2 separate regions of the Homo sapiens genome follow, and region 1 is linked to region 2. A link is an interaction called in ENCODE POLR2A ChIA-PET data of the cell type or tissue named here. Cell type or tissue: PC-9. All regions are shown on one strand. Each heading gives the region's core, and the rest is flanking DNA. Links, peaks and the distances in the headings are about the cores only.

Region 1 (7,787 bases), core at 3,569-6,068, 380 kb before region 2:
CCCATCTCAGCCTCCCAAACAGCTGGGACTGCAGGCACATGCCAACACACCCCGCTAATTTTTGTATTTTTTGAAGAGACGGGGTTTCACTATGTTGCCTAAGCTGGTCTCAAGCTCCTGGGCTCAACTGATCTGCCAGCCTCAGCTTCCCAAAGTGCTGGGATTACAGGCATGAGCCACCAAGCCTGGCCTTGATTTCCACATTTTAAAAACTTTGAACCCTATTTTATATATTTTAAAATGTAAACCAACAGGAAAGTAAGATTTCATGACTGAGTTTTATTTAAACTACTTTTTACAGATCCACTTAATTTGAAAATTGAGATTGGCTTTTTAAGCATATAAAAATGACATCTCAAAAAAAATTACAAAACAAAGAAGAAAAAAATGACATCTCCTCTTTGGTACATTCTAGATTTTTTTTTAATTATGGTAAAATATGCATATATCAAATTTACTATCTTAACCATTTAGGAATACAGAGTTCAAAAGTGTTCAGTGCATTCACATTGTTGTGCAGTCTCCGAGTGTTATTTTTTTTATTGCTAATTGTGACTAAATTGTGCTTCCTGCAGTTTGAGAAAGACCAGTTTATATCCTATGAGGTAGGGAACCACTGAGCCTTTTTTGTCTGAGGTCACACAGGTGAGCAAATGGTGGAGTGACAATTCAAACTCAGGCACCTGATTTTAAGCCCTATTCCCAACCACCACCAAAAATACCTTCACATATACTTGGTCTGCTATTTCTCAGAATGTGATGCTAGAACCGCCTCCAGCCAAATTACCTAGACTGCCTCATAGAAATTCAGATTCCTGGGTTCCACCCTGGAAGATTGAATCTGCATTTTAAATGAGCCCTCACTGTTCTCCCCTAGGTATGTTTCTCTGCAGAGTGAAAAACTTAGCCGCACTGCTTGGCTGTTCTCTCTGAAGCCCACAGAGCTTTGCTGGATGCTGCCCAAGCTGCCAGTGCTGGCTGGAGTCCAGGTTGGCTGACCTTGTAGATCCCAGTGGGATGGCAGAGCTGGGGCGGGTCCCCAGGGCTCTTGAGGGCCAGTGAAGCCCTTTTCGGCGTGGACTGGCCATGAGGGAGACGTGCAGGGCAAACTGAAGGAACAGAAGGTGGGACAGTTCCCACTGCCCTTGCCTCGGGGGAAGTCTGTTTCATCCACCATCTGCTGGGATCTGGAAGGGAGCGGCCCAGCCTCCTCCCCGGCACTGGGGGATTAGCAGTCACTTATCTCAGCTGTTCCTCCGTTCGGAGGTGTCACAGTATTTACAGAGAAGCCAGAAACAGACAGAGCCACACTTAATTCCTCCCCATGAGCCCTCCCCATCACCTCCTGTCCCTCCTGCATTCTGTGTGCCGGGGGAGGGAGAGCCTCGGTTTAGATCAGACCGGGGGGAGGATCTAGCCTTCCTAAACATTCCTATTTTCTTTGCCTACACATTTGTTCACCCCCACTGCCCTCTGGCTGGATCTGGGTTTCAGTTTTCATTGAAAGGAGAAAGTGACATGATGGTGAGGGCTGCAGGCCCCCACACATCCTGGTGTTCAGAGTCCAATATATGAGGCATGGCTAATCTTCACAGCATACTTCCCCGTGTTTTATATGCAACCACCAAGGGGATTAACCCAGGCAGAGGGTATTTGGCCCCAGATGGATTCTGTTCTTGGCAGGTCCCAGCCGTCACTGTCTTCTAACATGATAGGACCAACTGTAATGAACCATTTAATAAGACTCAGAAAAGGAGGGCAGGGGAAGGAGGAAGGGGCACGGAGGAGGGAGAACATAGAAGGGAACATAGAAGGAAGATGCTTCTCTGGATCCTGGTGACTACATTTTTTTTTTTTTTTTTTTTTGAGACAGAGCGTTGCTCTGTCCCCCAGGCTGGAGTGCAGTGGGGCAATCTCAGCTCACTGCAAGTTTCAAGTTATTCTCCTGCCTCAGCCTCTTGAGTAGCTGGGAATACAGGCACACATCACCATTCCTGGCTAATTTTTGTATTTTTAGTAGAGACAGGGTTTCACCATGTTGGCCAGGCTGGTCTCGAGCTCCTGGCCTCAAGTGATCTGCCCGCCTCGGCCTCCCAAAGTGTTGAGATTAAAGGCGTGAGCCACCGCACTCAGACTAAAGACCACATTTTCAGTCTCCTCTATCCTGGTGACGTCAGCGGGAAAGAATCAGAAAGGATTTCTAGATAGCCTTTTAAATTCCTTAAAAGGAGTTTGTCTGTCAAGAATGAAATGCTCACGCCCATGAGTTTCTGCTTGGAAGTTACTACTCTTAGCTCAGATTTGACTTGCTCTGCACACTGGCAGTGACTTTATTTATGGAGTTTCAGTGTTTCAAGTATTACCTGGAGCAAATCCATCTTTCCTGGAGAGCCCAACCATGACAATGTCTGATCTAAGCCTGACCTGCAAGCAGAAGGGCTGGGAGACGTGCATCAGTAGTAAGAACTGTGAGCTCAGAAAACCTCCTGCAGGCTGCTTTCACTCACCTGCATCATGTAGAGCCCATCTCTTCCCCAGCAAAGATCAAGCACTCATCTGACACACAATATTGGTGATGGTAACACTAATTGTTGACATTTCCTGAGAATTTCCTAGAGGCTGGCACTATCCTGCCACTTTCTATGTGTATATGGTCAACATGGTCAGTTTCTAGATGAAGCTGGGCAGACTTCCAGCTGTAGAATCCATTTTTACCCAACTGTTCTCTTTGTTTTGTTTTGTTTTTAATTTTTTTGTACATAGAGACATGGTTTCCCCATGTTGCCCAGGCTGGTCTCTAACCCCTGAGCTCAGGTGATCCAGTTGCCTTGGCCTCCCAAAGTGCGGGATTATAGGTGTGAGCCACCGTGCCCAGCCCCAACTGTTCTTTGATATGATGTCACCAGCCTATGTTGAGGGGCTGTGTAAGAGTAGGTCACCATCTCTATTGTAAGGACATTGTAAGGATGTTTTCATGGATGTTCATCATAGGACACAATCTTCTTTATAAGCCTCCTTGGGAGAATTCCCTGTCTGACTCTGGTACCAAGGGCAGAAGCACATCTACCAACGAACTAGTTTGTTTTGATTTGTGTTCCCTGAATCTAGTGACCAGCTAAGGTTTCACTTTTGGTGTTGGCTAAGAAAAATTTTAGAGAACCACATATGTGGCCCAATTGTTACAGCGATTATAGGTCATTTTGATCTGTTTTACACACCCATCTCTATTTTTTATTTTTATTTTTCTTCTAATTTAGTTTTCATTTTTCTCTCTATCTTTGTAAGCTGGCATAAATCTTGTGTGGGACAAAACAAAGAATGAATGAATAGATAGATAAGAATGAATTTGTAGGAACAATGGAGAACATTTGAAATTACAATTGGGATGGCCATTTTACAAGTAGCTAAGAGTCTGCCATGACTTGCGTATATATCTGTAGTTTTTTCCATCCCAGTGAAAGCATAGGCCAGGTGTGGTGGCTCATGCATGTAATCCCAGCACTTTTGGAGGCCGAGGCAAGTGGATTGCTTGAATCCAGGAGTTCAAGACCAGTCTGGGCAACATGACGAAACCCCCATCTCTACAAAAATACATAATTAGCTGGGCATGGTGGTGCACACCTGTGGTCCTAGCTACTCCAGAGGCTAAGGTGGAAGGATTGCTTGAGCCTGGGATGTCCAGGCTGCAGTGAGCTGTGATCACACCACTGCACTGCAGCCTGAGCGGCAAAGCAAGACCTTGACTCAAACATAAATAAATAAATAAATAGCATATATTGCTTAATGAAAAAAACCCATTACCTGTAAACTATAATGTCATTTTGATTTTCCTCTTAACATGGTAAGTACAACTGGCAATTTAAAACAATATTTCCCTCATTATTAATATAGTATGTGTTTATTGTGATAAACTAGGAAAAAACAGTAAAGCTCTATATTGTAACCTCCCTAAAATAAAACTAAATGTGGCATAAAATTCATAAGGCCTTGGCTTCCATATCTACTTATAGCCGCTGGGCTGAGAAAAGACAAACAGCCTCCTATTCTGGTAGTCTGCAAGAATGTCCACTTGTTCTTCAAAGAGAGACATGCAATGCAAAGAATTTGCATTAAAAGCATTTCTTGGTCCTACTATTATAAAGTAAATTATCTCTAGTCAACAGCTGGAACTAAAGAATGTCAAACTCAGAGCAGGCTCTGCCCTTGGGATTATACCATCTTTATATATCCCACTTATGTATTTCAGAGGGTGGGTTCTGGTTTCCAAGTCAGCTGTTGAACTGTTTCAAACTTGTAGTTTAAAAACTGGTCTACCACAAACATAAAACTAAACCATATGAATATACTGCTGAAGGCATTGTCTTCATGTGGAGGGTCTGAAAGCACTTCTTTTAGAAAAACATCTTTACAGCTATTTTATTATCAAAATTGTTCTTAATTTAGACTACAGATAACCAGTTCATCTTAACCACCTCTTATTTAATTTCATAAATTAAAAATAATAACAAAGGCTTTATCTAAAGCTAGCACTGTGTACCTACAGAACTTGTACGTACAAAATAAAAACAACTGAAAAGCCTTCTTAAGCCGTTACTTGTGCGTGAATGCTGGCACCCATCCAAATAAGTAGGCCTATGGCTTATGATATTCCAGAGAGAAGAGCCAGCCTTTGAGGACTGAGAAGAGAAAATAATCAGCCATTAAACTATGATATGGGCCTTGAAAAGTGATCAGAACAACCTTGAGCATGACCCAAAGGACAGAACAGAGTAAAATACTACATCATCAAAGAAATACCTGCAATGGTTGGGTAACCCTAAGGTGAGAACATTCTTTAAGGATGAACAAGCAAAGTGCTCTCTATTCAGTTAATGTTTTTGCAAACTCTCTTTAAACATGCAATTTTCCAGTGAGAGATTCTAGTGAATTTAATATTACAGCACACTACTTATATTTTTCACAAAAGATTCACACTGGGCTCATTCCTTCACCAATGTATGTAGCCATCTACTTTCTGTGTTCCCTGTTCAGTGATGATAAGGAGTCCGGAGCCCCTCTCTTGAAGTTTCAGAGGGAGAGCCCTGAAGCTTTAATTTGAGCTGATCTCTTAGATTGGCATAATTGACCATTTCTGGTGTCCACCCAAGGATCGCATCACTAAGCTGCTGACTCAAGGTAGTGGGCGAGGCGGAGGAGAGAGGGATGAGGGTAGAAAGAGGGTGATGGGGGAGTGGCCTACAACACCTCTTCCCTCTCATTTCTTTCTGAATAGAAAACTGAAAATGCTAAATCAGAATCACAGACAAATGCAGTTACAAGGGGCTCAGGCTTTGCTTTCATACCTGGCAGTGCAAAACTTTATACTGAGTTTATTTTGTCCAACTCAGGGATGTGGGCCCCAAAAATGATAAGAGAAAAGGCAAAAGTGATCCCATGAGGCAGAAAGCCTTATGTATTAGAACAGCTCCAGTGTTCTGGGTCCTTCTAAAAGTGTGCACACCTCAGGCCTAAATATCAAACCCTAAAATATTATTCCATAATTTACATCTTTATGTAGTCAGAGTTTTCCTTGATCTATCTGGAAACTAACTCTTATTTTGACTAAATGTGAAAGGTTAAATGTTAAATTTGCCTACTTTCTCACCTGGAATATGTTTGTGTGTATCTGAGAGAATCAGTCATGAATGAAAGGTTTATTGTTTCTGTTTCCTACATTTATTTCATTGCAATGTCAAAAGGATAGATTGAGTACATCTTTCCAAATCATCTGATTCAGTCACAATCACATAAACAGGGTTTAAAAACCTTAAGGCTGGTATCAGGCAGCAGCCAAGAATGAACAGATGTTCTTTGTTTTCTCAAATATTTGTGAATGTAAATGGTCCAGATAACATCTCATAATCACCACACTGAAAGTGTGAAATGAATATACCTTTACAAAGAAATGTGGCATGATAGGAAAATATAATGCTCTATTCTTAGAGCATGTGTCATTTCCAATGAAGTATCTTTTACCCTCCTGGTCTCCCTGAACGCTATTTAAATTCTCAGCATTAACCAAGAAGACATTCAGATCTCAGCGACTGATTTTGAACAAAGGGTTTCAAATAATTTCTTTGGGAGATTCAAGGCTTGCTGTCACCGTAGAAATTCAAATGTGTCCCAAGTGTCTCATTTTGCAAACAACTTAGCAAAATATTACAGATGAATAAACTCTTTGATTTGAAACATCATACTTTCTAACTAAATATAATCAAAATAGTGATGCTTATCATACAAATGTAGATATGAACAAAAGGAAAAAGCCAATTCGGTGGCTAAATTGGTGTTCCCTTGAAATCAAGATGTGGTTTATTCAATTTCTTCATTCAATCAATATTTATTGAATGCCTTCTCTATGCAAGACATTGTGGCAGGAACAGTGGGAAATATTAGAGTGCATGAGATGGTGTATGCACACCAAGAGAATGTTTTCATTCTATTAGATAGTACCTAAACCCAGCAAGCCACCACAAAGATCTGTGCTAAGCAGCACGAAAGGGTATTAAACAAAGCCTGAGGGGCTGGAAAAAGGGAGCGAGCCCTTCTCATGAGGGTCCTTGGGCAAGACTTCATAGTTTATGGATTTTGAGCTGAGTCTATGAGGGCTAGTTGATGAATAGATTATGTTTGTAAGCTTTTGCATTATTTTCTGCCTGAATCATGTTTATGAGGAAGACAAAAATATGTTGTTCCCTCTTAAAATAATTACAGTTCGTTCAACAGATACTCACTGAATGCTCACTGTGTACCACATGCTGTACTTCCAAGAAGACAACTTCCGGGTTCCAAGTAAAGTCAGAAATAAGCACACTGCTGAAGGTGCACTGAACTGGTCCTTTCAGATGAAAAGTATGTGAAATGTGTGTGTTTCTGTGTATATTTTAAAGTGTAGCCACATCTTATTCTTTACGAATTGAAAGCTGGAACAGACCCAAGAGAAAGCTCTTCCCCACTTTTCCTAAGTCATTTGCCATGATTGGTTTTCAAAGTCTTTAGGGAGTGAATGATTTCAAGTTCTACTGTTTACATAAATCTTTGACTACTGAAGCCTATTTCAAAAAAAATCTAACCAAACAAACCAAAACTCTTAACCATGGGAAGAGTACTGAAGATTAAGGGAGGAAGGAATTATTACAGTTTCCATTTTTTACTTAGGTATTATTTGAATATTTTTCCAGAAGCATATATTAATTTTATCTATTAAAGAAAGAAAGAAAACAATCTAATGTAACATCCTCTTGCTGAAAGTCAAGCATACTTTTGTCTCATTTGCCCAGGGGAGATGTCTACGTAATAACGTCCATATACTTTAAGAAAGACATTGCATCTGTGAGTATTAAGGCTCTTTTTCACCAGCACTGTTATTTTTAAAACTGTCTTCATATTTGGTCTATAATCTAACTCTGTTCCAAATTTTTTTAGATGTAATAAAATTTCTTTTAGCCAAATTGGTTAGGAATTTGGTTTCTAGTTAAGTTGAAAACTACCATTGTTCAGAGAATTAAGTTCATCTTGATATGCCCACACAAAACTACAGAGAAGATCATTTAATTTTCTTTGATACTGTGAAGTTATTTCCAGAATATTCTCCTTTGGAAAACTAATTTTTGTCACACACTATAGCATAACACATGTGACAGATGTAGACTGTTGGGCCAAACAAAATTATAATATCCTGGAAAGCTGCTTAAATGAATTCACTGTTAGTATCAACATACCTGTTATCTATTTATTTCTTTTAAAAA
Region 2 (7,787 bases), core at 3,398-5,897:
TACTTTGCTTACTTGCCCAGGCTGGCACACGATCATGGCTCACTGCAGCCTTGACCTCCTAGGCCCAAGCGATCCTCCCACGTCAGCCTCCCAAGTGGCTGGAACTACAAGTGTGTGCCACCATGCCCAGATAAGTTTTTTAACTTTCTTTTTTCTTTCTTTCTTTTGTAGAGACAGGGATCTTATCATGTTGCCCAGGCTGTGGACTGATCTTGAACTCCTGGACTCAAGAGATCCTCCCATCTCAGCCTCCCAAAGTGCTGGGATTATAGGCATAAGCCACCATGCCTGCCCTACTTTACTTTCTTGAAAAAAATGTGATATCTTGTCCTTTTAAATCAATACTTTAGTAAACAATTTTAATATATATTTCTTATGGCCAAAGTGAAATAGGCATTGAAAGTAATTTTTAAAATTCTGTTTTTATCTATTTTCCATTAAAAAAGGCAATATAAAAATACAAAAATATGCATTTAAGCAAATAATGAATGTAGCTGTGTTGACATTAGTGTTCTCTCAGTTACTACTCCCACTGATTAAGGGCACTGATACTAGCCAGACAACTGAGGCTTAAAATATGGTTCCACCACCAATTGGCTTTGAGCTCTTAGGGCAGTCACTTAACTTTTCAATTTTCTCATTTGTAAAATGGGGATAGGACTATTTCCCATCTCAGAGTTAAAATAATAATAACATTTTGTAGTATTTACAGATGTGTCTCGATGATTGCCTTATATTTGGGCATTGTCACATTACTCATGCCTGTGTTTACATTTGTGTTAGTGCCAGCAAGCACCTAAACATTCTTTCTCCTTTGCCTCCCTCTGGAAGCTTCAGCAAACTTTTCACTTTGTTTTAGTTAAGGTATTCATTTGGTGCCAACATATGTAAACGCAGGCACTAAATATAGCAGCCATCCTCCCTGTGTTCACTATTCTTGCCCTCAGATTCTCTTGTCAGTTATAAAAAAAAACTCTGCTTTTTAGTAAAAAAAAAAAAATTATCTTTTAATAGTTTAATAGAATGTGACTTTAGTTCCCTGACTTAATCAATTGAGATTATGATTGACATCAGGAAATAATATTGCAGTGAGTAATGTACTACTTTAACTGTCTTACATGATCAGAAATAGAGCTTAGGTGTACTTAATACATAAACAATGCCCTTGTCCCAAGTACAGGCCAAATGTTAAGATGACATGCTGAGCAAAAGGTTTTACAATAGTTCACATAGAGAGAAATAGTGGAAGAAATGAGTCATTTCATGACATATTGTAGCTTAGCTATACCAACCAGAAAAGAAGTCACACTATAGGAGTCAGCACTTACTTGGTAAGGAGAATTATCATGAGACCTATTTTTGTAAGTATTAATTAGCAGTAGCTCATTAGCAGTGTGTAGAAGTAAATGTATAATATACCTTTGTTTAATGATATTTCTTTATTAATCAATGTTGTAAAGAAGATTAGTAAAATGATTGTCTTTCTAAATAAAGATGTATGTAATTACTAAAAATAATTACAGCATGTGTCACAATAAAGTAATACTTTTAATTATAGTTGTATTGGTTTTGTAGGTTTGTTTTTATTTAGTCTTTACATTTGTTTTGGTTGTATAGTTGTATAAAACCTATAGATAAAGGAATTCATGGCTAATTTTACAGTTTTACATGTATAAGTATAATAACATAAGAAAATAATGCTGATCAAAACTGGACAACTCTAAGAATTTTTTTTTTTTTTTTTTTTTTTTTTTTTTTTTTTTACTTTTAAGGCCAAAAACCCTGAGAAATGCTATACTAGAGTAAACTGCTTTCTTTGCAGAGTGTTTCAGACTATATTATTACCAAAAGTAATGTGCAATTCTGGCTGAAAATTTAATACGTTTAGTTTCTATTGAAGAACTGGGATAGGTTTGTGAGCTTAATTATTATTGACAAGGGTGATGATGATAATGGTGAGGATTATTCTGCAAATCTAAAGGTGATGTTCCTACTCCCCATCGATAGCATGTACACTTTTCATACTTACCCACCGACAAAATTTTCATCCAGCTATGATATATAACATGCCTTTGCAAATTTTCATTACAAAATGAACAATACTTATCTGATTATTTTAGAAAGTTGAAGTGAGGAACAAAGGAATGTATGACAATTGTTAAAGAGCAAACTTCTATGGCTATACAAATGATATTATTTCATTGTGAATAATCTCAGATAATAAATAATCTCATCTGCTCTTTCAGTTTTGTTTTTGTGTAGGTGATCAGGTATAGGTTACAAGAAATTGGGTATAGGAAGCTCATTATTTCTTGGCTATAATAATATAATGTTGCTGAAACATGCTTGTTTTTAGAGGCTGCATATCACTAGAACTTTGGCACCATTCAGAGGATCAATGAAGCCTTCAAAGCAAAAAATACTATTTCCCTTCTTTGATAAATATAAAGCATATTGGTATAGATGGCACAATGCAAAACAAAGACTACAACTCCTGGAGCTGTAGCCCACATTACAGAAAGAACTGAAACTGAGAACTCTAGCTTTACCACCTGAGCTTCTGCCCTTGAATTGATATTAAGTAACCATATCACTCATAGCCTTTAATCTCCCTTGCTGATACCTTTTAATTTTTAAACAGCTCTACTTTACAAATCATATCCTCTTTCATGTGTTCTCTCAGCTAAAAAATTAATTTTGCAAGCAAAGTATCTAAACAGTAAGCATAGTAAGAATGAAACAGGTTAAAGCTCATTAGCAGCAGGGAGCAGATGTAGTAAAACTCTGCCAGTTCCCCTACATTTCCTTCTCAGCAGGGACTGGGCACCAAGCTGTGAGTTAGTTCTACAGCACAATGCTTGGCTGCTGTTTCAGCAATTGCGCCTCTACTGCTTCAAGTATAATACTAAGAATTCACTTTGATTTTTGATGTTTCTTTACAATAATAGTGTCTAAAAGGACCCTGCAGAGCTAAACGGTAACACTAAGCTCCAAGTGCCAGCTAATCAGAAAACTATAAAAATGTAATTGATAAGAAAATAATTACAGATTATAAAGTCAGTGTATCTTTAAAAATATTAACTTCTTGACAAACAGAGGCTTCAAGTCTGGATGAACTCAGTAACTGCTCAAGTTAAACTTCCTTCATATGTCATGTAATATCTAACATTCAGTAGCATGATTGTTACACAACAGATAAAAGATACTGTGTAAGGATCAAAGTGATACACTTATTATGATGTTAAAATAAAAGCAAATGAATTCTGTTATAAAAAACATAATTTCAAATTATTAGGCTAGGATTTCTTCCTTCATATACAATGTTAAAATAGAACCATCTTTGGGAAGACAGAATTTCAATCAAGTTAAGATGCCTATATATGTCAATATTAGCAAGGCTTTATTAAAATGTTCTTTTCTAAACATTAAAATCCTTTTCTAGGGCTAAAAGTAGTACTTAGATGTTAGAAAACACTGTTAGAGAGATGATCATCAGTATGAATTCACCTGCTAGACCGTATGTCCACGACAGATTTCTAGGACATAATTTATTCAGAAAAATGAACATGGACTATAAAATCCAATTCATGGAGTTTCCAACAAATCAGACTGCAACAGATGTAAATGTAACAATCAATAAATTTATCTGCTTATTCTTAAAACTCTGTAAATTACTTTCAAAGCTGATGCTATATGTTTGTTTACTGTGTTTCTGTAGATTCAGTTTTGCGATGGTTTCATTCAGCCAAGTCTGATAGACAGGATGCTTTTAGAAGAATGACATTAACAGTGTTCCAAGAAAGCTACTCTAAATCCTTCAAAGAAAGAAAAAGAAACTCCTTAGAAGTGCAATTACTGGGAGACTGGGAATGCATATTCTGAGCATTCTGAGCTTCTAAAATAAACTCATAATCCTCCCACTGAAAAGTAATAGGATTGGCCTCAAAGCCTGTAGCAGAGCTAAACCTCCAAGTAGGGGTTAACTCTCCCATTTCATGAAAATTCAAATGGCAAGGTCAAAAGGATCATTATACAGTGAAGACGTTGACCTAAAAAAAAAAAGTTGGCCTATATACTAAGGTTGATTGATTGCTTTGAATTCCTTGATCCATTTTCCATTGTAAAAAGAGGAAAACTGGGTTTCCTGACATGTCTCCTCTGAAGCAAACATTTTTGTTTATCTTCAGATGCAACTAGGTTCCAAGGGTTTATACTAATTAGAGCATGCCCTTAGAAGCCTGGGTTAATTTTTCAAACTCAGTAGGTTATATGTTACATTGGAAGTCATGGTAATAATCACCTAGGACTTGTTGTGTGTCCTTAAGTATACACAAGTCAGTGGGTCATTTTGTAGGGTCAGCATTTTACCACGCAATTTCAATGGTTCTAAAGACAACTGAACTTCCTTAGCAACCTCTAGCAGAGGTTTTAAAGATTTTCCCAAAGTTTTCCATTGGAACTATGGCACTGAAAACTTCCTGTGAATTCTGCTTTTAGGTTTAATTAGAAATTGACTAGGAAGAATAGACTTGAATTGAAAGTGAAGATATATATGTAGAAAAATTGACAAAAAATACAGCTCCAATGTGGGAAAAAAAAAACTCAATCCACAACAAATGACTTAAAAAAATAGTGCTCTCTAGTATTTTATAGGTACATAAAACATGGACAACCACTGACATTATATCTACCTTTTGGAATAATTTCATCTGGGTTGCCTGCCATCCCAACTGCGTATCAAGTGACAAGAAAAGAGTAATAACTACAAAGTCCTTGAAAACAGCCAGACCACCAGGATTGAAGGGGTAGTCATCAAAACACAATTTTGCTAACTGATCAGGTATGAGGAAGAGACAATAGCAGGATACTCAACAAGCTGGAGTATAGTGTTCTGAAATGTGACATTTCCAAATAGGGAGGACAGAGAAGTGCTTTAGATTACTATTGAAGCAGACCCTACAGCAATATAGAATTAACTGTAGATGACTATGACATTAAGTGACAGAACAGCCTGGTATGTAGCTACAAGGAACAGAGTTGTTGTTTTTCAGTAATTTCAGGCTGATTACTGTCTGGAAGGTAGAGTTGCAAATAGCAGTGGACCTTTCAGATAGTAGCTGCTACCAAATAAATGACAATTTTCACACGAAAATTTTCGAGCGTAGAAGGTATTAGAAATCATAGAATTATAGACTGGACAAAGTCATAAACATCATCTGTCCAATCCACTCTTTTTTTTTTTTTTTTTTTTTTTTGATACGGAGTCTGTCTCCCAGGCTGGAGTACAGTGGCGTGATCTCAGCTCATCGGCTCACTGCAAGCTCTGCCTCCCGGGTTCACGCCATTCTCCTGCCTCAGCCTCCCAAGTAGCTGGGACTACGGGCGCCCGCCACCACGCCCGGCTAATTTTTTTTGTGTTTTTAGTAGAGATGGGGCTTCACCGTGTTAGCCAGGATGGTCTCGATCTCCTGACCTCGTGATCCGCTTGCCTCGGCCTCCCAAAATGCTGGGATTACAGGTGTGAGCCACTGCGCCCGGCCCCCAGTCCACTCATTTTATACAAAGGAAACAAAGTTTCAGAAATGTGTATCTTGCTCACCAGTCGGAAGCAGAGTTTGCCTTTGAACCATGTCTCTGGATCTTTCCTAGCCATATACCCTACTATAACATATTTTAGGAGCATCATCTTTAAAATACAGTTGCAACCTCCTAAATTGGAAGAAAGCCTGTAGCAACTCCTTTATATCTTCAAAGAAAACCTGGGGAGGGGGCAGTACATAAGGTGTGAAATCTATGAACTCAAAACCTTTAAGTGATTATTAAATATAGGATCCTGATGATATCTTTAAATTTCTAATCCAGTTCTATGATTTTTAGTCCAGCACAAAAACCTACTGTGAACTTGAAGGGAATTCAGAGGTCATCTCCTTCAACCCTTTTGTTTTAAGGTGTAAGAGGGCTCTTAACTCATTTCCACATAAGTACCCCTCAGCTCCTGCTCTCTCTGTAAACACGTTCACTGATACTCACAGCAGGATGAATGATTTAGGCTGCTAGCTCTTCTCTGGAATTTCCACCACCCTGCTTCTACCAGCTGAGTTATGAATTTACAGATCACCATTGTCTTTATTCCAAACATGAATATGCTAGCTGCAGTTGTTATGTATTTTCTATTAAGTATTACACAAGCCTATGGAATATGAATGTGAAACAAAATCAATTTGTTTCTGTAAAATCCAAGTTCAGTATTTTGGACAGGCTTTACAAAAGTGAATTGTTTTTAAAAACATTCTGACCATGTTGGCAAGGATGTGGAGAAACTGGGGCCCCTTTTCCTTTGGTGGAAATGCAAAATGGTGCAGCCCTATAGAAAACAATATGAAGATTCCTCAAAAAATTAAAAATAGAAATAAAAGATAATTTTGGCTTAAAAATGTAAAGAATAGTATGATGATTTAATCACTTCTATTACAATCAAGCTGTTCATTCAGTTCAATAAGTATTTCTTTGGGCCTGCTTTGTGTTAGGCACCATGACAGGCATCTTATTACATAATGTGGAAGGAACATGAAATTTGAAGTAAGACCTGGGCTCAAAGTCTGGCTCTGCTTTTAATATCTACCTCATTAAGTTGCCTAGAAGATTTAATACTAGGCTACCTGACCCATGGTAGGTGCTCAATAAATATCAGTTTCCCAGAATATATAATCACATTGAATCATCATGACAACTGACAAGTGGGCATGATTATCCTCATTTTATAATCATATACCTAATAATTTGGGAACTGATACATAAACCTAGTCTAAAGCCTGTGCTCTTTCCACTACAGGATACTATCTCATGATGGTATAATTTTTAGTAGGATTCTATTCTGAATGATTTAGCCAGGTTGAGTTGCAAATGTACCAGTAATAGCTGAATGGATTAATATAACTACTCAAAATGAACTGAACAGATTTTTTTTAGTGGTAATTGTTTATACGTTGGGGAATACTTGCCAAATACAATTGTTTAAACTTTACTAGTGTTTATGCCCAGCTGCTTTTTTTGTCCAGTTGCTCAAGGAGCTGCTTTTATTATGATGATTTTTGATTTAGTATATTTTATAATATAAGGACCAGTCATGCCAAGTAATTGAATTACAAGTTTAAAAGAAGGGAATGGCAAGGGCACAGTCCTAATTTTTACCAATTAGAATTAGAATTCAGGCTGGCTGCAATGGCTCATGCCTGTAATCCCAACACTTCGGGAGGCTGAGGTGGGAGGATTGATTGAGCCCAGAAGTTCAAGACCAGCCTTGCCAACATAGAGAGACCCTGTTTCTAATTTACAAAAACAAAAGCAAAACCCCCACAAACATCTCAGGCCAGGTGAGGTGGCTCATGCCTGTAATCCCAGCACTTTGGGAGGCTAAGGCAGGCAGATCACTTGAGTCCAGGAGTTCAAGACCAGCCTGGGCAACATGATGAAACTCTGTCTCTACAAAAAATACAAAAATTGGCCAGATGTGGTGCTGCTACAGTAGGTAGCTAGTCAGACATGAGCAGGGCAGGAGAGGGCATCCCCCCTGCACTAGGAATGTCAGATGACCATCAGGTGATGGTCAGGCAGCTGTTAACTGTCTCTCTAAAATAATAATTGGTCACAGACAGTGCCAGGGAAAGGCACTCTCCCAATAGAGAGAAATATCTGAAACTAGTGATTATCAGCTTCCTCATAAGATCTCGGGAGTTGGCTGAGTGGGCTCACCTATGCACACTAAGAGGCAAAATGGTGGATGAGCT

What was found. Peaks named below come from ENCODE experiments on the same cell type or tissue, not always from the same donor. Only the 100,000 strongest peaks of a DNase experiment are listed, where the experiment ranks them.
Region 1: POLR2A ChIA-PET joins it to region 2 with 12 read pairs; 2 of 35 experiments call an interaction of 5 or more read pairs at or near these places.

Annotation. Positions count from the first base shown.
Region 1 is chr15:34,798,386-34,806,172 of GRCh38, forward strand. All of the region lies in intron 2 of GJD2-DT (GJD2 divergent transcript), which reads left to right. LOC107984776 (a long non-coding RNA gene) reads left to right here and starts at 6,692. Exons shown (of 3, transcript XR_001751477.1): 1 at 6,692-6,891; 2 at 7,320-7,371. In PC-9, for the core only: no CTCF peak of the experiment used is centred there; no DNase peak of the experiment used is centred there.
Region 2 is chr15:35,180,494-35,188,280 of GRCh38, forward strand. It overlaps a transcript of DPH6 not described here. Among named protein-coding and RNA genes, the nearest start is that of NANOGP8, 99 kb to the left of the region's middle. RefSeq lists an enhancer at 2,330-3,310. In PC-9, for the core only: no CTCF peak of the experiment used is centred there; no DNase peak of the experiment used is centred there.